Linked DNA regions of Homo sapiens: all the other regions are linked to region 2. Evidence: chromatin loops called from intact Hi-C (ENCODE). Cell type or tissue: dorsolateral prefrontal cortex. All regions are shown on one strand.

Region 1 (5,000 bases), 150 kb before region 2:
AGAAATTGGGGTTCTTAGTCATATGTTTGAACTACTACATTCAACTACAATTGTTGGGGGGAGGCTCTTAAGCAGTTTGAATCACATGTTCACTCATGAATCAGTTGGGTCTAGAGGGTAGACCAGGCTGCATCAACACAGTTGCTGGAGTCAGCCTCTGGCCCTTTGTGCCTGGGCTGGGGTGTGGAGGTGTGTCTACTATCTGATTACAGCTATGTTAGCCATTGTAATAATCATCCCAGTAGTGAACATTTGTCAAAGGCTTACTATGTGCCAAGCACCCTTTGTCCTCTTTTGGTTTTTTTTTGAGATGGAGTCTCGCTCTGTCACCCAGGCTGGAATGCAGTGGTACAATCTTGGCTCACTGCAACTTCTGCCTTCTGGGTTCAAGTGATTCTCCTGCCTCAGCCTCCTGAGTAGCTGGGAGTACAGGCACGTGCCACCATGCCCGGCTAATTTTTGTACTTTTAGTAGGGATGGAGTTTCACCGTGTTGACCAGGCTGGTCTTGAACTCCCAACCTCAGGTGATCCGCCCACCTCGGCCTCCCAAAGTGCTGGGATTACAGGCATGAGCCACCGCACCCAGCCTGTCCTCTTTAGTTAATATTAACATATTTAATTTTCATGACAGCCATTTCAGGTGGGGCAGTTATTATCACCCCTATTTTACAGAGCAGATAAATGAGCAGAGAGCGGTAGTTGGCCCAAGACCACATACCCAGTTAAGCATCATTGGATTTGGAGATCCAGTTCCTGGAGACTTCCCTCTTACACTTGATCCTGAACTGCTTCTCAAGCCTGAAGGATAGGTTTGGAGCAGGCCAGTCAACAGCATTGCTAATTGGAGAGTCTCACATGAGGGCAGGAGGAAGACACATAGGGGTTTTACAGTTATGTGTGTCAGGCCTAATGCCCTGTATCTTTGCTTATCAAAGTTTCTGAAAACCAGGATGTATTTAAATTGATTAAGATATTGGTATATTTTCCCAAAGAGCTTCTGTTGAATTGATTGTGCCTCTTAGTATGGTGACAAGCGTGTGTTGAGTAGACCTGGCAATGGGTAAAGCTAACAACACTTATTATGAATAAAACTGCTAATTGAGTTTTAATGAAACTGCTTATTGAGGTGTAACGTGTGCAGAACAGCACAGAAATCAAGAGCACTTGTGAGTGTTTACAAGGCAATCACACAGGGTAACCAGTGTGTAGATCAAGAAGCAGAAGCGACCAGAACCCCCTCGTACTTGTACCCAGCGGTAACTATTGTCCTGTTTTCTAATAGCATAAATTAACCTTGCCTGTTTCTAAACTTTATATAAATTTAATTGTACAATAATACTGTTAAATCACTAACCATGGCCGGGCATGCTGGCTGACGCCTGTAATCCCAGCACTTTGGGAGGCTGAGGCGGGCAGATCATGAGGTCAGGAGATCGAGACCATCCTGGCTAACACGGTGAAACCCCATCTCCACTAAAAATACAAAAAATCAGCTGGGCGTGGTGGCGGGCGCCTGTAATCGCAGATACTCGGGAGGCTGAGGCAGGAGAATGGCGTGAACCCAGGAGGCGGAGGTTGCAGTGAACCGAGATCACGCCACTGCACTCCAGCCTGGGTGACAGAGCAAGACTCTGTCTCAAAAAAAAAAAAAAAAAAAAATCACTAATCACAGGAGCAATGATTTGGAAAGAAGACCCCAAGTAGAACTTTTTGGAGTCTGTTTGCAACTCTTCCAGTTACATTTCATATAGGATACAAAATGTAATTTAAAAACCATTCTCTGGGCCCCGTAGGGTGCCTCATGCCTGTAATTCCAGCACTTTGGGAGGCTGAGGCAGGAGGATCACTTGAGCTCAGGAGTCCAAGGCTTCAGTGAGCTGTAATTACATCACTGCACTCCAGTTGGGAGTGACAGAGTGAGACCCTATCTCTATAAAAAATAAAAATTAAAAAAAAACACCACTTTTTTGTTTTGATCTCATATTCTCCTGCTTCCCACACCGGAAAGAGGTTTAAAGGACAACCATGCAATTTGAAGGGTGTTTTGATCGTTTAGCTTAGGGATTTAAGTTTGAGTTCTTACAATGTGAACTTGAAATGAGTGAGGCTCTTCAAGATTTCCAGTTCCCACCAAATCTGCCCCATCAGCCCCTGGGGCGGCTTTTGTACGTCTCTGCACCTTCCTGTTTTCAGAAATGAAGCTGATTACTGTGGTCCAGGGACAGAGTGTGGCTTTAAAGAAGACTCTTATTTTGAAAGGGAGACAGGGGCTGGGCATGGAGGAAAGGCAGAACCATCTTTTCCTTCACTGCACCTGCATCTCCTGGGCCTAATGAGTTTAGGCTGATGGAACCCAGGCCTCAGGAAGGATTATAAATTCTCATTTGATTTGATTTGCCTCTAAAATACCTTAAACCAGCTGTGTCTGCCCAGCTGACCCAAGCCTCTCTGGCTGCTCTGGGGGGAAGGTCTGAGCAGGCTCCTCCTGTCCTGGGGAAGGGAGGGAGGACGGCAGCTTCACTTCCCCCACCTGGCTGCTCTTGGGGCCTGCTCTGGCCTGGCTGGGAGCAGGCAAGGCACAGGTCTCTGCTGCCCTCCCTGGTGGCCAGCCTCCATGTCCTTGAATTCTCCCAACAGCCCCAGAACTGGGGGCCTCTGCCTGTCCCCATTTTATAGAGAGAAAAAGTTGAGCCTTCCAGAGGTGGGTTAACTTGTCCTGGGTCACTGCTGGTGATTGGCAGAGCCTGCGTGTGAACCAGACCTCCAGGCCCCATGGCCCACGCTCAACCCCAGTTCTCTCCTGCATCCTGGGCTGAGTAAGGCTAAGGAGCCGGTGTCTTCCTCCTGATTTGCTCACGGGGAGAGTTTCAAAACCCACTTCACTAAGTCTCCGGAGAAGCTGCTGAGTGCCCAGCAAGTGAGCGTGGGAGGTGGTGTGTGAACAGTGCTAAGCAACAGAGCAATCAGAGCGAATAGCTTCCAAGACTATTACATGTGCCAGGCACTCCATGGACACTCTCCTTTCCTCTGGTTCTCAAAGTGGGGTTTCTAGACCTGCATTATCACCATCACCTGGGCATGTGTTAGACATTCATGCTCTTGGGCCCACCCTAGATCACCCACCTTAGACATGCTGGAAGTGGGGCCCAGTGGCCTGTGCTGTAATAAGCTCGCGTGTGACTCTGGGCATCCTGAAGGTGGAGCATGCCTGGTCTACTTTACTCCTGGGCTTTAACTGGCAGCCCAGTGGAGTCAGTGCTATTACTACACCTGCATTTCACAGAAGAGGAGTGACGCGCCCCAGCAAGTGGCAGAGCCGAGACTCGCCCTCTCGCCCGGCTCTGCTCTGGAAACCTCCTGAGTCCTGCTCCTTTGCTCAGTTCTTACTTTCCTGGAGTTAAAATCTAGAAGAGAGGACAGTGGAGAAACAGGTCAGCAGGTCTCTCACCAAAATAATCCCAGTAGTTAGGCTATGGGAGGGAAATGAAAGGGGCTGAGAGGGAAGGAGGCCCAGGGAGAGTGTCAGTGGGGGTGAGACCAACTCAGCCGTGGGGAGGGGCTGCGGTGCCCGGGCAGGCCTGGAGCAAAGCCTCTGCGGTCGTGAACTTGGCACGTCTAACAATTACCAGCAGGATACCACTCGCCAGGTGCTTGGTGGGGAGTGTTTGCTCCCTAGGTGACCCCATGAGCAGAGTGAGGATCCTTGTACCTGTTCAACAGCCCCCATCCCAGGCCTCAAACCCGTAAGTCAGGAGTTAAATTCCTGAATTTCTCACACTGGGAACGCCATTTCATTAATTTTTTTAATTATTTTTTTTTTAGGGCAGAGTCTTGCTGTGTCACCCAGGAGTGCAGTGGTACGATCTCAGCTCACTGCAACCTCTGCCTCCTGGGTTCAAGCGATTCTTGTGCCTCAGCCTCCTGAGTAGCTGGGAGAACAGGAATGCACCACCACGCCTAGCTAATTTTTGTATTTTTAGTAGAGACAGGGTTTTGGCATATTAGCCAGGCTGGTCTCCCGGACTCAAGTGATACACCTGCCTCGACCTCCCAAAGTGCTGGGATTATGGGCGTGAGCCACCAATCCCACAGTTTTAAAGAAAAACTTTCTCCTACATCTCTGAGAACATAGTCGGGGACCCTCATTTGCAGTGGCCCCCTGCAAACCCTTGGTGCTACAAAGCAGTGTGGGCGACAGCACCTCTTCAATGATGGGGACACCTGTGATCTGGGCTGTCCACTAGGAAGGCCATGAGCCACATACAGCTGTTTAGATTTTATTTTATTTTTTGAGATGGAATTTTTGCTCTGTTGCCCAGGCTGGAGAGCAGTGGCACCATCTTGGCTCACTGCAACCTCCGCCTCCTGGGTTCAAGTGATTCTTGTGCCTCAGCCTCCCGAGTATCTGGGATTACAGGCACGTGCCACCATGCCTGGCTAATTTTTGTATTTTTAGTAGAGACGATGTTTCAGCATATTGGCCAGGCTGGTCTCAAACTCCTGACCTCAAGTGATCCACCCACCTTGCCCTCCCAAAGTGCTGGGATTACAGGCATGAGCCACTGTGCCTGGCAGCTGTTTACATTTAAATTAATTACAATGAAATACAATTAAACATTCAGATCTCAGTCACGGAAGCCACATTTCAAGTGCTCAGTAGCCCCACGTGTCTCAGTGTGCTTTACCAGACAGCACAGATAGAGCCTCCAAGCTGCCCCGAGGTGTTAGGGTGAACCCCATACAGGTCAAAACTGGTAGAGTATCAGCAGCTTTTTACATGGTACAGTCTAATAGGCGAGAAAAGGGACTTCAGAGAAATTCAGTCCTTTCCTTTGTTATGGGAGGAAACTGAGGCCCAGTGAGCCTGGGGTTATACCAGCCAGCTCACAGCTCAGATGAGGCCAAACCCCAGGTTTCTTGACCCTCTTGAGCTCTGCCTGTCTGTCGGTCCAGATCAAGGACTCTCAACTCAGCACTAGTCACATTTGGGGTTGGATGG
Region 2 (5,000 bases):
CACCTGGCAGGTCCCTACCCCTCCCCGCAAGTCTGAGGCTCTGGGGTCACCGCTCAGGGCAGGGCTCTTGCAGGGCACCTTGGGTAGGGCACAGGCAACTCTCAGGGGGATGACAGGCCTGTCCTGGCATGCTGGCTGTGTGGAAAGGGGTGTGTGTGACAGTGTTTCTGAGTGTGTGTGTGCACGAGCCTGCATGTTGGAGCGTGCATCTGTATGAGTGTGTGTGTGAGTGAATGTGCAGGGGTCTGTGTGTGAGCAAGCATGTGTGTGAATATGTGTTTCAGTGTGTGAGGGACTGGATGCGTGTGAGTGCGTGAGCATGAGGCTGCGCGCGTGCCCGCGTGTCCCTTGTCAACTGTGAGAGCGCAGGCCGGGGGCACAGTGAGTGCGGACGCCCTCTGGTGGGTGCTCAGCATATTCTCAGCCGGTGGCAAGAAGCGTGCGGGGGAGCGGCTCTCTCTGCAGGCCCTTGCGGAGGGCAAGCTCGTGCGGAGTCGCTCGCTACACGCAGGTCCTGAGAATGAAGCCAAAGCTGTGGTTGCCGAGCGGGCCTGCTGCCCCTGACTCGCCACCCAGCAGCTGTTCCCCGAGCGCGCACTGCGAGTCAGGTGCAGGGACACCGGCTGTGCCCCCTGAGCCTATGCTCTCTCCACGCTGCCCTCCCTGGGCTCCTCCTGTAACCTCTGTCTCCTCCCCTTCCCCCCTCTCCTGGGGGTCCACCTCCCAGCACCCCCTATGCTGTGCCTGACTTCTCTACTGGACCTGAGTCCCGGAGGACCTCACTTTATCCAGCTGCCAGCCCGCTGGCATGGCGAGTGCCTCATATGTGGTCGTTCGATGAACCCCTCTCTGCTTTGGCTGCCTGGCATCTCGTCATTACAACTTTCTCTCCTCCAGGAAGCCCTCCATGATGTCACATCACCCCCTCTCGGGGCTTGTGTCTGCCTCCTTCAGCAGACTGCCTTGTTCAGTACTGTATTGCCTGGCACACAGTAAGTGCTTAGTAAATATGTATTTGTTGAGAAAAGGAATGACTGACTGACTGAATGAATGACTGAATGAATGAATGGGAGGCATGGGGATGGGGAAAGAGATGAGGGAAGGGTAAGAACCCTGACTAATGTGGACAAGTAATGACAATCCCAGCGACCTCCCAACCTTCTCCTTGTTGAGGTAAAGAGCTGCTGACTGGGACCCGGCCTGTGACCAGGCCTGGCCAGCCCGGCAGGACCCAGTAATCCAGAGCCAGCGGCTCAGGTTGAGTCCCAGCCTCAGCACTCACACTTTTGCGGGTGGAGAGGCATGAGTGGGTGGGAGCGAACACAGGTGGAGGGTGAACGCAGGTGGGAGGCGCACGCAGGTGGAGTAGTGCGTGCCAGTGGAGGTGTGTGCATGGGTGGTGTGTGCCAGTGGAGGTGTGCACATGGGTGGTGTGTGTGGGTGGAGATGTGTGTGGTGGTGGAGGTGTGTGCGGGTGGAGGTGTGTGTGTGTGGGTGGAGGTGTGTGCATGGGTGGTGTGTGTGGGTGGTGTGTGTGGGTGGAGGTGTGTGTGTGTGTGGGTGGAGGTGTGTGTGTGTGGGTGGAGGTGTGTGCATGGGTGGTGTGTGTGGGTGGAGGTGTGTGTGGTGGTGGAGGTGTGTGCGGGTGGAGGCGTGTGTGGGTGGAGGTGTGTGTGGGTGGAGGTGTGTGAGGGCGGAGGTGTGTGTGGGCGGAGGTGTGTGGGCGGAGGTGTGTGTGGGTGGAGGTGTGTGTGGGCGGAGGTGTGTGTGGGCGGAGGTGTGTGTGGGCGGAGGTGTGTGTGGGTGGAGGTGTGTGGGTGGAGGTGTGTGTGGGTGGAGTGTGTGGTGGTGAAGGTGTGTGTGTGTGCGGGTGGAGGTGTGTGTGCGTGGAGGTGTGTGTGCATGGCGGAGTGTGTGGTGGTGGAGGTGTGTGGGTCTGGAGCTGCACCAGCTTGTGCAACTGTGAGTGTGTGTGGCAGGAGCACCTGAGTGCGTTCGTTTCCTCTTGCTGCTGTGGCAAATTTTCCCAAACTTGGTGGCTTAAAACAACACTTGATCTCATAGTCTGGAGCTCGGAAGTCTGAAGTGGGCCTCACTGTGCTAAAATCAAGGAGTGGCAGACTGCATCCCTTCCTGAGGCTTTGGGGGGAACCAATTTCCTGGCCTTTTTAGTTTCTAGAAGCCACCACATTCCTTGGCCTGTGGCCCCTTCCGCCCTCCCCAAATCCAGTGGTGGCCGGTGGAGTCTCTCCCTGCATCACTTCAACCTCCGCTGCTCTGTCACATGGCCTTGGTGTGACTCTGACCCTCCTACCTCCGTCTTATAAGGAATCACACTGTGCCCACCCAGCTAACCTGGGAATATCTCCCCACCCCAGGATCCTTAATTGAATCACACCTACAAAGTCCCTTTTGCCATGTAAAGTGACATGTTCACAGGCTCTGGACATTATTCCGTGAATCACACTGGGTAGATAACTTCCCACTCTGAATCTCAGCTCCTGCGTCTCGAAAACAGGTATGAGCTGTGCTGGCCTCGGAGGATCCCAGCTCCCGGGCTGTGTGCACCTGCACGGTTCCTGCCTCTGGATCTGCGGGAAGTGCAAGGAGCCCTGGGGGTGGGGAGGTTGTCAGGGCGTGGGCCCAGCTCCCTACCGGTGCCGTGCCACTTAGACACCTTCTGTGAAAGGCCTGGTCATAGCAGCAGTGCCTGCTCCAAAAGGACTGTCCTGGCACCTCGTCAGAACCGTGAGGGTCCCCACTGTTGTAACTTTGTCAGGACACAGGCAGGGACACCTGGCGCTGGGCAGCCCCTCTCCTGCCTGTGTCAACCCAAGGGCCTCCTCCCTTACAGGTGGCTGCTGCCCTCTGCTGGCCGCCGGGGGGTCCTCCAGGGTGCCCTGTGGCTGCTTGGGGCAGCCTCTTCCTGGTTCCCCTGGGGTTGGGGATCTTCCTGGTCCCCACTTTGGGGTGGACTCAGGCATGTGCACCTAGAGGCTGTTGTCAACACTGCTATTAATAGAAGGCCACCTCCTAAGGTGAGGCAGCCCCGACTCAAACAACGCCTGGCTCTGCTTCAGGCAGGAATCATGGCCACTCAGTGGGTCTCCTGGTCACTGTCCGGTGGTCAAGTAGCCTGATATCTACTCACTGGTGTCCTGGAGCCACCCAGACTTGTGCTCTGGCCCTTCCTGGCTGTGTGACGTAGAACAAATTACTTTACCTCTCTGAGTCTTGGTATCCTCTTTTGAAAAATGGCATTAGTATCTGCCTTGCAGTGCTGGAGCCATATATATACTAGAAAACATAGTCTCTGACATTTGTTGAGCATCTACTATACACCAGGCCCTGACGCCCTTCCTGCATCATCATATTACCTCCTAACTGGGCTTATCAAATCTTTTCAAGAACCTTAGCAAGGAGGTGCTGTTCTGATCCCCATTTTACCGATGAGGAAAGTGAGTCTGGAGACCTGAGGTCTCCTGCCCCAGGTGTACACAGCCAAAGTGGAAAACCAGGATGCAAACTCAGGTCTGTCTAGACCCACAGCCTCTTCTTTTTACCCTGTGTCTCTTGCTTTCTGGTCTCAGCAGAAGTCCAGATTGGCTAATACATATGTTTTTGATCGGTTTAAAAAAAAAAACAAATAAAATTAATGACTTAATGAAAACATTTTGTTTGGTAGCCATTTTCTTCCAAAATAGGGGGTGGCCAGGATATTATAAGAGGTTCTCAGGGCTTGGAGTTGGGGACCCCAGCCTTCAATGCGTGTCACCAGGACGTCTTCAGCAATCCTTCCTGCTCAGCCCCCTGCCTTGACATGCAGCGAACAACAAAGATCTCTGGGAGCAAAACACTCTTGGATCCTAAAACCCTCAAGAAAAGACATCCCGTCCACCCCTTCCCACCCATGATCACCAGTTGCACAAGTCTCCTTTGGAGTTTTTATTGTCAGCTCTTTCTAGTTTCAAAAAAGCTCCTAAAACCAATTCTACTTTGGGTAACTTGGCTTTTGTAACAGCAGAAGCAATGTTTGGATTCCAATTAGCAAACCGCAAATCCCTGTGGCAGCCTCTCTTTTGGGGTGAGTCTAACAGCATAGAATCCATTAGGAAAGGCTTAAAAGGAACATAACGCTTAGGGTCTATTCCGTGCCAGGTGCTTTGTGTCTATTACCTTGTTTAATCCACACAGAAACGGTGAAAGGTTTGACTTTTTACAGACGGAGGAACTAAGCCTCAGAGAGATTAGGGGGTCCCCAGGGACACATGGCTTGTCAGAGGCAAAGCCAGATTTGAACCAGATACCTCTGTGTTCCCACCTGAATGATTCCACCCCCGACACCAACCCCTTTCTCTATGTGCTCACGGATGGCCCTGTCCTGCCCTGGTCATCCATCTGAGTCCAAACCAGGGCTGGCAAACTTTCTCTGTAAAGGACCAACTAGTAAATACTTTAGGCATATAATCTCTGACACTGTAGTGTGAATGCAGCCATAGACTACAAGCAAGCACAAGGATGTGGCTATTACAAGAGCAGATGGCGGATGGAATTGGCCCCGGGCCATCGTTTGCCACCCCTGGTCTTAGCCAACCAGAGCAATCAATTCCTTTTGCCAAGTGTCGTTAGGAAGAGACACAGGCTGAAGTTCATAAGTCCAGAGGGGACGTCCACAGAAGGAATTTGGGAAGCGGTTTCTTTAGTCTTAAAAAGAGACTCTAGAAGGAAATGTTTATTCTCTACATCTGGACATAGCTAGTGAGGAGGTGATGGCTGGAGCTGGTGCAACCCTCGTGCGCCATGAGGAGATGAGCCTTAGGACCAAACTTGACATGTGGAGGGTAGAAGGATCCTGGGTCTCTGATAATGTCACTGAGTCCATCAGCGAGCAACCTGGCACTGCCACCCTCCTCTGGATTCGTGATGAAAATGATAAAGAGTTATTAAAAGCATCTCTGGTAGAAGTGTGTTCCTTTGTAGCTAAAAGCCTCCTGATTCCT
Region 3 (5,000 bases), 190 kb before region 2:
AGCCTGGCCAACATAGTGAAACACTGTCTCTACTAAAAATATAAAAATTAGCCAGGTGTGGTGGCATGCGCCTGTAGTCCCAGCTGCTAGGGAGGGTGAGGCAGGAGAATCACTGGAACCCAGGAAGCGGAGGTTGCAATGAGCCAAGACTGCGCCATTGCACTCCAGCCTGGGCCACAGGGTGAAACTCTGTCTCAAAAAAAAAAAAAAAAGCCAACACCTTCTGATGCGTCCCAGAGGCCAGGGAGTATGCTGAAAAGTTTAAATCTATTATCTTATGTCAATCTTTATAAGAACCCTGGGAGGCTGGGTGCGGTGGCTCACACTTGTAATGCCAGCACTTTGGGAGGCTGAGGCAGGTGGATCACTTGAGTCCAGGAGCTTGAGACCAGCCTGGGCAACATGGTGAAACCCCATCTCTACAAAAAAAAAAAAAAAAAAAAAATTAGCTACACATGGTGGCACGCACCTGTAGTCCCAGCTACTTGTGGGGCTGAGGCACGAGTATTGCTTGAGCCCAGGAGGTCAAAGCTGCAGTGAACCATGATTGCACCACTGCACTCCAGCCTGGGTAACAGAACAAGACCCTGTCTCAAAACCACAACATCAAGAAAAACAACCCCCAAAACAACAAAAGCCTAGGAGGAGGAAACTATTTTTACTCCCTCTTTACAGATGAGAAAATCCAAGTTTTGGGGTGGTGGGGGCAGGTTGCCCAAGGTCACACCGCTGGCAGAGCTGGGACTCAAACCTTGGGGCTCAGATCCTAAACTTCACCCCTTCCCTCTCTGCTCAAAGTTCTGTGATATCAGCCCCTTCTCATCACTTCTTAGAGACAAAGAGATGTGATTAACAAACCAATATGTCAAATACTAAGCATGTTCTACCTCCAGACAGTCTCTGGTGATGGAAGCAGGTGTGTTTGGGGGCAGGGTAGAAGGTTTGAGCTGAGCAAAATTTGATGAAAGTCCAGAATTTTGCATGGCTTTTAATTACTTTCAGATTTAATAGAATATCATTTGGTGTGATTTATTCTACTCAAAGATTGATTAGTAATACAACTTGAATTGTATTCCATTTCCCCCACACAATTTAAGATGAGTTAGTGCCAAATAAAGACTAACCCTAAAACCTGTTTCTTTAAAGAGCCCCAGTCGCCCTTGTTCTCATGCACTTGGAAAGGAGAAATTGTGCCTCCACCAGTCAGACAGCAATTTGATCCTTCCTGAACCTCAAACAAATGAGGGTCCTTCCCATCTCAGCGGCGGTGGGTGCTTTAATGGGGTCTGAGTCACCTCCTCCTAGCCCAGGGTTTCTCGACCTCAGCACTATTCTCTTCTGGGCCAGATCCTCCACTGTTGGGGGGCCCATCCTGTGCATCAGAGGGTGTTAAGCCACATCCTTGACCTTCACCCACTAAATGCCAGTAGCACCCCCTTTCCCCAGTTGTGACAGCAAAAATGTCCCTAGACACTGCTCCATGTTCTCTGTGGGGGCACAATTGCCCCCTGCTGAGAACCACCGATTGCTTTTGTGGGGAACCAGAGCATGTTCTTCAGAGGCAAACTTAAAATCTCACTCAAAAGTGGGGAAACTCCCTCTGAGGGATAAATCACAACTTTTCATTTTTTAGAGACAGGGTCTCGCTCTGTTGCCCAGGCTGGAATGCAGTGGCGTGATCATAGGTCACTGCAGCCTCAAACTCCTGGGCTCAAGGGATCCTCCCACCTCCGCCCGAGTAGCTGGGACTACAAACATGTGCCTCCATGCCCAGCTATTTTTTCTTTCTTATTTGTTTTGTAGAGAGATGAGGTTTCACTACATTGCCCAGGCTGAACTCGAACTCCTGGGATCAAGCTATCCTCCCACCTCGGCCTCCCAAAGTGTTGGGATTACAGGCATGAGCCACCATGCCCGGCTTGTTTCCTTATTTCTTTTGTCACTGTTGCTACATGGAGAGCATCCTTCAGGTGCCACTGGGGGACCCTCAGAGGACGGACACCTGCAGACATTGGGGCTTAAGAAGGGTGCGGGGCAGGCAGCTACTTGTGCCCTGGTAGCGGTTCGTATCTTTCCATCTGTTTCTTCCCCTCTATATCCTGGATTCTGCATGAACCAAAGGGCCCCCTGAGGCCTCAAGATGAAAAGTAAAGTGGTCAGAAATGTGCCTCCCTTAATGCAGTTGGAGTTCTTGGGCCGGGGAACACATGTTGTTCCATTTAGTGGATTTGCTCTACCAGCTTCTGGGTGTTCAGCTTTTGGGAACCCCTAACCCTCCAGGATGACGTTTGATGTTACTGTGTGTGTGTCCCTAACACTCTGCAGGCAGTAATTATAGAAATTTGCGGGACGGTCCTCGTCTCGACGACCCCCTCCCCCTTTTCCATCTCAGACAACAAATAAAACAGCCCAGCTCTCCTTTGCGGCAGGACCACCAGGGCTGAGCAAAGGGCCGCCGGCCCCTCCCCAGGGTCCCTCGCGCTCCCCACTTGGCTCTTTCAAGGGCGTTTCAATGAGCAGCCTTGTTGAGACTTCCACTAGGGCCCGGCCTAGAAGGGACCATTAAAAACAGTTTCATCAGAACAAAAGAGGTTCTGTTCTTATTGTCCCCCTGGCTGCAGTTTGGATGCAGCAGCTGAAAATCTATCTGGACCGAGCAACAAATCTGGACTCAACCACACTGTGGAGTTCACCCTCAGTAGGGATTTCTGGGTGGATCCTTGGAGCAGATAATTTACAGCTAAAGCAAAACACAAGGAGAAGCTTTTTATTTGGCACAAATGTTTTCTATTAAAAGCCTTCGGAAGCCCTGGTAACTGGAGCTCTCTTCTTCTTACACGAGCTTGAGGTGATTGTATTCCTGCACACAGAGCCCCTCAGAAGAATTCCTGGTTTGAATGCCAGTCTCGTCTGCGAGGAGGAGCGTGGAGCTGCGCTATGAAAGATCGCACGGAGCCCAGAGCATGTGGAAGGGGAGTGTCTTTGGGTTGATTTTAAATGCCGGTCCTGAAAGCTTTGTGGTTGGTGATTTTCTGCTGCTGAGATGCACCAAACAGGCAGGGGCGTTTGTGGTCTGGACACAGGGAGAATTGCCCCAGAGTAGAACTGTTTGTCTGTCATGGGGGATGGAAACTTTTGTGGCCAGCTTTCTGGGACATCAGATGAGGTCAGTGCCACCAATTCCATGGAATGGACTGCCTAAAAGAAGTTATTTTAAAATTTATGTTTGTTTTAAAAAAGTTATTTTTAGGCTGGCTGTGGTGGCTCACACCTGTAATCCCAGCACTTGGGGAAACCGAGGCCAGTGGATCACCTGAGGTCAGGAATTCGAAACCAGCTTGGCCAATATGGCAAAACCCCGTCTCCACTAAAAATACAAAAAAATTAGCCGGGTGTGGTGGTGGGCGCTTGTAATCCCAGCTTCTTGGAAGGCTGAGGCAGGAGAATCGCTTGAACTCAGGAGACAGAGGTTGCAGTGAGCCGAGATCATGCCACTGTACTCCAGCCTCAGTGACTTAGGGAGACTCTGTTTCAAAACAAAACAAAACAAAAAGTTTTTGAATTTTTTTTTTTGCTGTATTACCAAAGATGAAATTTCGAGAGATGACTAGTTTCAGTAGCTTATTTAGTTTGACCTCTGGAAACCTCATGCAGATTTCCAGAATGGTCATTTTCAAAGCTGCCAGTTAGTGTCTGTGTGCAGGGCCTAGTGCAGCTCAGAGCCACTTTCATTCGGGTCATGAATTTGTCGAAACAGAGGAGTCGCAGGAGCCCGTTTTGCTGTTCTGGATTCTCAACTCTAGGAAACACGTCCCTGCAAGGCCCTGAAGATGACCCCCAAGTGCAAACAAGAACCAGCCAGAAAGCTACAGGCCAACAGGTGTATCACAGCATTTCTGAGAATTCTATATCAGATGGACGTCAGCAGTGTTGCTTTCCCTGTGCCCAACAACCAGGATATTCCTGGAGTCTGTTTTTCTTTCTCCCTTGAGGAATTCAGAAGTGCCCTCCTGAGGAAATATCAACTGCGAGGCCAACATGAAGAGTGGTACTGGCTGCCAGTCATTTCTTTCTTTCTTTTTCTTTCTTTTTTTTTTTTTTTTTTTGAGACAGAGTCTCGCTCTGTTGCCCAGGCTGGACTGCAGTGGGGGTGATCTCAGCTCATTGCAACCTCTGCCTCCTGGGTTCAAGCAATTCTCCTGCCTCAGCCTCCCGAGTAGCTGGGATTACAGGCGCCCGCCACCACACCTGACTAATTTTTGTATTTTTAGTAGAGACAGGGTTTCACCATGTTGACCAGGCTGGTCTTAAACTCCTGACTTTAAGTGATCTGCCCGCCTCAGCCTCCCAAGTGCTGGGATTACAGGCGTGAGACACTGTGCCCGGCCAGTTGTCATTTCTTAAGTTGATTTTGTGTTAGGCACTTTCCATGGATTATCTCATTGGTTCTTCCCAGCAATCTGAGGGAGATAGATGAGAGAAATAATTCAGCCCATTTTACAAATGAGAAAACAGAGACCTAGAAAGGTTTGGCAAATTGTCCAGGATCGCATGGTGAGCAAATGGCAGATTCTGATTCAGGAGTCCTGGGTGGGCTGAGGTCCTGCTCCTGGTGGTGCTGAAACCCCATTTCTACTAAAAAGACAAAAATTAGCCAGGCACGGTGGCAGGTGCCTGTAGTTCCAGCTACTCGGGAGGCTGAGGCAGGAGAATCGCTTGAACCCGGGAGGTGGAGGTGGCAGTGAGCCGAGATCGCACCACTGCACTCCAGCCTGGGCGACAGAGCGAGACTCCGTCTCTTAAAAAAAAAAAAAAAAGGAATGCTCTTCCCCAGTGATGTGAGCGGCTCCCTCCCCTCTGTCCTCAGGGGTCTCTGCTCAGATCCGGGGCTTTTCCTGATTATTATAGCTAAAGTGGCATCCTTGTCCCTCTCTGCACCCCTGCCCTGTGTTACTGGGCCCAGTCTAACAGCCCTGTTAGGGTAAAAGTCCCATGTGCGG
Region 4 (5,000 bases), 260 kb before region 2:
TGGGAGAAACTCTGCCCAAACTCTTCCTACAAGCCCCAGGAAGCTTTTCGTGGTACCTTCATGGGATTGTGATTGTCTGTAGTTGCACTGCCAAACATGCTGGTCCCACTGGTTCCAAAACCTGAGGTTGTTCCAAACAGGCTCATTTTGAACCTAAAAAGTAATGAAAAATGTTAAGGATGGGTTTTCTCTTAATATCACTGAGAGGCAATGGTAAGATAATTAACTGGCAGAAGAGAAATACTCAAAGTGGCTTGAGGCCAGGCTTCACTTTTCAGACAAGAGCGCAATGAGCAGAGTGCTTTCAAAACATAAACCTTCTATTTTAGAGTAGTTTTAGGTTTCCAGAAATAGTAAAGATAGAATTCCCATACACTCCATATCTAGTTTCCCCTATTATCTCATATTAGTACGGTTCATTTGTTACCATTAATAAACCAGTATGGATACATTGCAGATTATTTTGTAGGCACCAGCTAGAAAATAAATTCACTCATTTTTTACATAGAGACCCTGAGCTGCGCAGCAGGAATATAACAGTAAACAAGATCGCAGGTCCCCGTGCTTTCAGGTTTCCACCTAGTGGGCATTCACTTTCCTACTAATTTCTACATTCTAGTTTAGGTCAGCATCCGCATGAAACTACCTAGAACAACCAGTCCGGGAAGCGAATCAGCAATTTCTTCGTAAAAGTTTTAAAAAGGTCGGGCATCGTGTTTTGGACATTTACCCAGCAAGAACCTCTCCCACCCTGGGTTTTTTCTTGAATATCATAATCTAACAGGCCCACCAGGGTTTGGTCAGGGCCTCTTGCCACTCAGGAGTTGGGACTCTAATCTCACCAGTCTTCATTTTCCTGCTCTGCAAACATAGAGAACATTAACACATTCTCCAGGGCTGCTCTGGGGATCAAATCAGATTATGTAGAAAATGCAGTATCTAGTTCATAGTGGGTACAATAAACGACTTTTCCCTTCTTTTTTCCTTCCAACTCCCCGAGGAGTTACGTACACTGAAACCACATTTCAATCCTACTACCTGTTACGCTGAAAAGTCCTCCATACCAGTCACCTCTCCAAAGGGAGCCAAATGGCTGAGTGACATCCTTGCTAACAAGACAACACAGAACGGAGAAACTGCAAGGAATTTGGGGAAGGCATTTGAGTTTCCTCAGCTTCATGAAAAATAAGTGCAGAACAAAAGGTCAGAGCAACAGCTACAAGCACATGTACATTTTAGTGAACGTGAGGGGATGTGGTCCTTGCCGGCCACACTTCTGCCCTCAAATGCAGAGGTACTTGAAACACCAGTTGGCTGTATGAACGAACAAAGGCATGACAAGGCTTCTGCAATCAGTCCAGGTGCTGGTTACACGGCTTTGGACGGGTCACTTAACCTTGATTTTCTCATCTGTAAAACAGAGACACTAATATCTACTTCACAGAGTTATGAGAACTAAATGAAGCCACACACACACACTGCCTAAAGCACTACAGGTTCTTAATAAATATTACTTTCACTCTATTCCTCTACCTCAACCTTCAAGTTGGGAGAGAACATTTCTGCCATTAGGGATGAACTTAGGAAAAAGAACATGGTAGGTGAGAATCGTTCGTGTTAGTCAGTGTGGACCACACCTTATGCTGAGCACTGGGAAGCTTCCAAAGTTCAGAAGGCACAGTCATCTGTGGGACCCACCTAATCTCTTCCCGCTCTCTCCCGCCTTGCTGCACCCCAGCCCTCCTAGCTCTGCTGGCTTCCTTTCTCCGCTGAACACAACAAGCTCATCCCTGCCTTGGAGCAAACCTAGTGCTGTTCCTTCAGCTTGGGATGATTTGCTTCTCCCTCCCCACAGCTACCTCCGTTTGAATCTTCATATCCCAGTTCAAAAGTTGCCTCCTCCGAACTTCTTGGGGTGATGAAAATGTCCCAAATTTGAACTTGCCATGTTTACGCAACTGCATAAAATTTCCAAACTCACAATATACACTTTCAATGGTTGAAATTAATGTTATTTTATACTTCAATAAAGCTGTCACACGTATTCTTTTTTAAAGTCACCTCCTCAGACGCTTCTTTGCCAACTTTAACATATCTAATCTTCCATCACATCCCCTGGAATTTCTTGTTTACACTCAAAATCTCTTCCCCCCCAGAATGCTGGCTCCAAGAGGGCAGCCACTTGCCTGGATTCTTCCCTTAATGCATACTGGGTCCCACAGTACAATGCCTGGCCCAGGGCGGCTGGTGTTTAATACTACTTGCCTGGAGAAGTACTGCCTGTACGGTGGCACCTATATACGTATACAATAAATACTTGGCGGGCTAAGACAGAAACAGACTTAGTTTCAGAGACTGGTAACTGCTACGAAAGAAATGGAGCAGGTTGACGTGGAAGAGGCTAAAAGGGGACGCCCTTCTGCAAAGCGGCCAGGGAAAGCTTCTCCCAGGAGCTGACATGTATCTGACGAGACGCCAGACGTGTAAGGGGGAGGGACAGAGGCGACACACACTGCATTAACGCAATGTGACCCTTCCCAGAGGCTCAGTTCCCCCACAAGAGAAACGATGGATTAGGCCCTAGGTGACCCCTAAGGCCATTTCCAGCTCTGACCTCGCTTCCAGGGCCCAGTAACGAAGCTTAGTCAACAGTCCCGCTCGCGCCCCAGCATCCCGCAGAAGCGCGCTCCCGGGAGGCAACTCGGCCTCTGCGGGAGCCATGGCGGCGGTTAACGACGGGACGCGCGCGGCACGGGGCCTACCTGGGGGTCTCGCCCCGGCGGAAAGCGGCGGCCGGGAGCAGAAGGGTCTGAGGAGTTTGCGAACCTGCTCTGGCGCGAAGGACGAGGGCCAGGAGCGCGGACAGAAATCCCAGGAGCCCGAAGCCTCCTTAAGCCTGCGGTAGAAACTGCCCTGACTACCGCGGAAACAACGCGCGTGCGCCCTGGAGCCACTTCCTGCGTCGCCCGGAAATCGTCGAAGAAAAAGGCTCCTTTTCCCGCAAGGCGACAGCACATGCGCAAAAACGCTTTACACCAGCAGTTTGCGAATTGGTCCAAAGTTGATGTAGCCGCTGCAAGTTACTAAGCGACTGCTTTTATAAATCCGCAACTGGCCAGGCGCGGTGGCTCACGCCTGTAATCCCAGCACTTTGGGAGGCCGAGGCGGGCTGATCACCTGGGGTCAGGAGTTCAAGACAAGTCTGGCCAACATCGTGAACCGCCCCGCCCCCCGCCCCCCCCGCCCCCCCGCGCCGCCCCCCCCCGCCCCCCGCCCCCGTCCCCCCGCCCCCCCCGCCCCCCCCGCCCCCCGTCCCCCCGCCCCCCCGCCCCCCCGTCCCCCCGTCAGTACTAAAAATACAAAAATTAGCCGGGCATGGTGGCGGGTGCCTGTAATCCCAGCTGCTTGGGAGGCTAAGGCAGGAGAATCGCTTGAACCCAGGAGGTGGAGGTTGCAGTGAGCCGAGACCATGCCATTGCACTCCAGTCTGGACAACAAGAGCGAAACTCCATCTCAAATCAGTCAATCAATCCGCAACTAGGGCTAGTGCAAGGTAGCTAGCTGTTTTCTCTTGTGAATTAATTATTGCATTTATCATGTATAAACATCTAAAAGATTCTGATTGCTTCCAATTCACGTCCAAGGCCAACCTCCGAGAAGCTGCTCTAACGCTGCCTCCGAACAAGGCGAGGTCGGCCGCGGGTTTCCCGCCCTGGCCTCTCCCTGTTTGCCCACTGGGGTACCCTGAGCCCACCTCGGGGCTCTTTGGGCCTCAGTTTCCTGCTGCATGGTGGGGAAAATGATGCCAGGGCTGTTCCTAATTAGGGTCAAGTGAAATCATACGTGAACTACTCTTACTAATAGAACTGTCTGTAGAAATGTTAAGGGATTCTTATTACTCACACACGCCCACTCCAAATATTTCAGTTGGTTGTTTCCTCCCAACCCCTACTTTTAGGAGCATCTGAAGAAGGAAGTGAAGGAAAAGACAGATCACAAGGAAGGGATTTCGTGAGGTTATGTAGCTACCCTGGATTCTCTCCTTCACTACTCAGTGTGGTCTGCGTGCCTTGACCTTCTTAAGGAGGTTTAGGATCTGGGGTATCTTTTTATAAAATGCAGATTCAGTAGGTCTACGATGGGCCTAAAAATCCACATTTCTACCAAATTCCCAGCAGAGGTTGCTGGGCCGTGAACCAGAGTTAAGTACCAAGGCTGTAGATCATTTGGAATCCTGGGCAGCTTTTTAAAAACTGTGATGTTTACACTGCACCCTTAGAGATTCTGATTTAGTACGCCTGGGCTAGAAAAGAGGAAATTAATATTTTTTAAAAGCTCCCCAGGTGATTCTAAGATGCAGCCAAGACTGAGAACCTCTAGTCTAGACGATGATGGTAATAATAGCTCTTTTGAGCATCACCCTATGCTAAGCGCTTTAGATGCTCCATCTCCTGTAGTTTCCAGACCAGCCCTAAAAGATAGGTATTGTGATTATCTCCATTTTATAGATATGGAAAATGAAGCTGACAGAGGTGATGTTGTGTCCGGAATTGGTGGGTTCTTGGTCTCACTGACTTCAAGAATGAAGCTGCGGAGCCTCGCGGTGAGTGTTACAGTTCTTAAAAGCAGCGCATCCGGAGTCTGTTCCTTCTGATGTTAAGATGTGTTTGGAGTTTCTTCCTTCTGGTGGTTTATGGCCTCGCTGGCTCAGAAGCGAAGCTGCAGACCTTCGGGCAGTGAGTGTTACAGCTCTTAAGGCGACGCATCTGGAGTTGTTCCTTCCTCCCGGCGGGCTCGTGGTCTCGCTGGCTTCAGGAGTAAAGCTGCAGACCTTTGCGGTGAGTGTTACAGCTCATAAAGACGACGTGGTCCCAAAAAGCGAAAGAACAAACCTCCCACACCGTGGAAGGTGCCCCGAGCAGATTGCCACTACTAGCTCCGGCAGCCTGCTTTTATTCTCTTATCTGGCCCCACCCACATCCTGCTGATTGGTAGAGCCC

What was found. A loop is a pair of places that touch in the nucleus more often than their neighbours do. Peaks named below come from ENCODE experiments on the same cell type or tissue, not always from the same donor. Only the 100,000 strongest peaks of a DNase experiment are listed, where the experiment ranks them.
Region 1: it touches region 2 in a loop (3.0-fold over the local background); 5 of 110 quality-filtered maps call a loop at or near these places.
Region 3: it touches region 2 in a loop (3-fold over the local background); 3 of 110 quality-filtered maps call a loop at or near these places.
Region 4: it touches region 2 in a loop (11-fold over the local background); 92 of 110 quality-filtered maps call a loop at or near these places.

The regions. Positions count from the first base shown.
Region 1 is chr20:57,242,296-57,247,295 of GRCh38, reverse strand. The region is part of intron 1 of BMP7 (bone morphogenetic protein 7); the gene reads left to right. Among named protein-coding and RNA genes, the nearest start is that of BMP7, 22 kb to the left of the region's middle. RefSeq lists an enhancer at 2,196-3,120. In dorsolateral prefrontal cortex, no CTCF peak of the experiment used is centred here; a DNase peak (open chromatin) is centred at 2,912; H3K27ac peaks cover 711 bases; H3K27me3 peaks cover 1,254 bases.
Region 2 is chr20:57,087,674-57,092,673 of GRCh38, reverse strand. No RefSeq gene overlaps it. Among named protein-coding and RNA genes, the nearest start is that of BMP7-AS1, 120 kb to the left of the region's middle. In dorsolateral prefrontal cortex, CTCF peaks have their summits at 200, 403 (motif pointing left), 2,669 and 2,878 (motif pointing left); DNase peaks (open chromatin) are centred at 363 and 2,873; H3K4me3 peaks cover 269 bases; H3K27me3 peaks cover 1,372 bases.
Region 3 is chr20:57,280,769-57,285,768 of GRCh38, reverse strand. All of the region lies in intron 10 of LOC105372687 (a long non-coding RNA gene), which reads left to right. Among named protein-coding and RNA genes, the nearest start is that of BMP7, 17 kb to the right of the region's middle. In dorsolateral prefrontal cortex, a CTCF peak has its summit at 2,616; DNase peaks (open chromatin) are centred at 2,586 and 2,946; H3K4me3 peaks cover 1,465 bases; H3K27ac peaks cover 3,251 bases; H3K27me3 peaks cover 573 bases.
Region 4 is chr20:57,349,185-57,354,184 of GRCh38, reverse strand. It overlaps RAE1 (ribonucleic acid export 1), which reads right to left and starts at 2,930. Exons shown (of 12, transcript NM_003610.4): 1 at 2,763-2,930; 2 at 57-153. The coding sequence starts at 146. RefSeq lists enhancers at 2,461-2,540, 2,731-3,299. In dorsolateral prefrontal cortex, no CTCF peak of the experiment used is centred here; a DNase peak (open chromatin) is centred at 2,974; H3K4me3 peaks cover 2,016 bases; H3K27ac peaks cover 1,697 bases.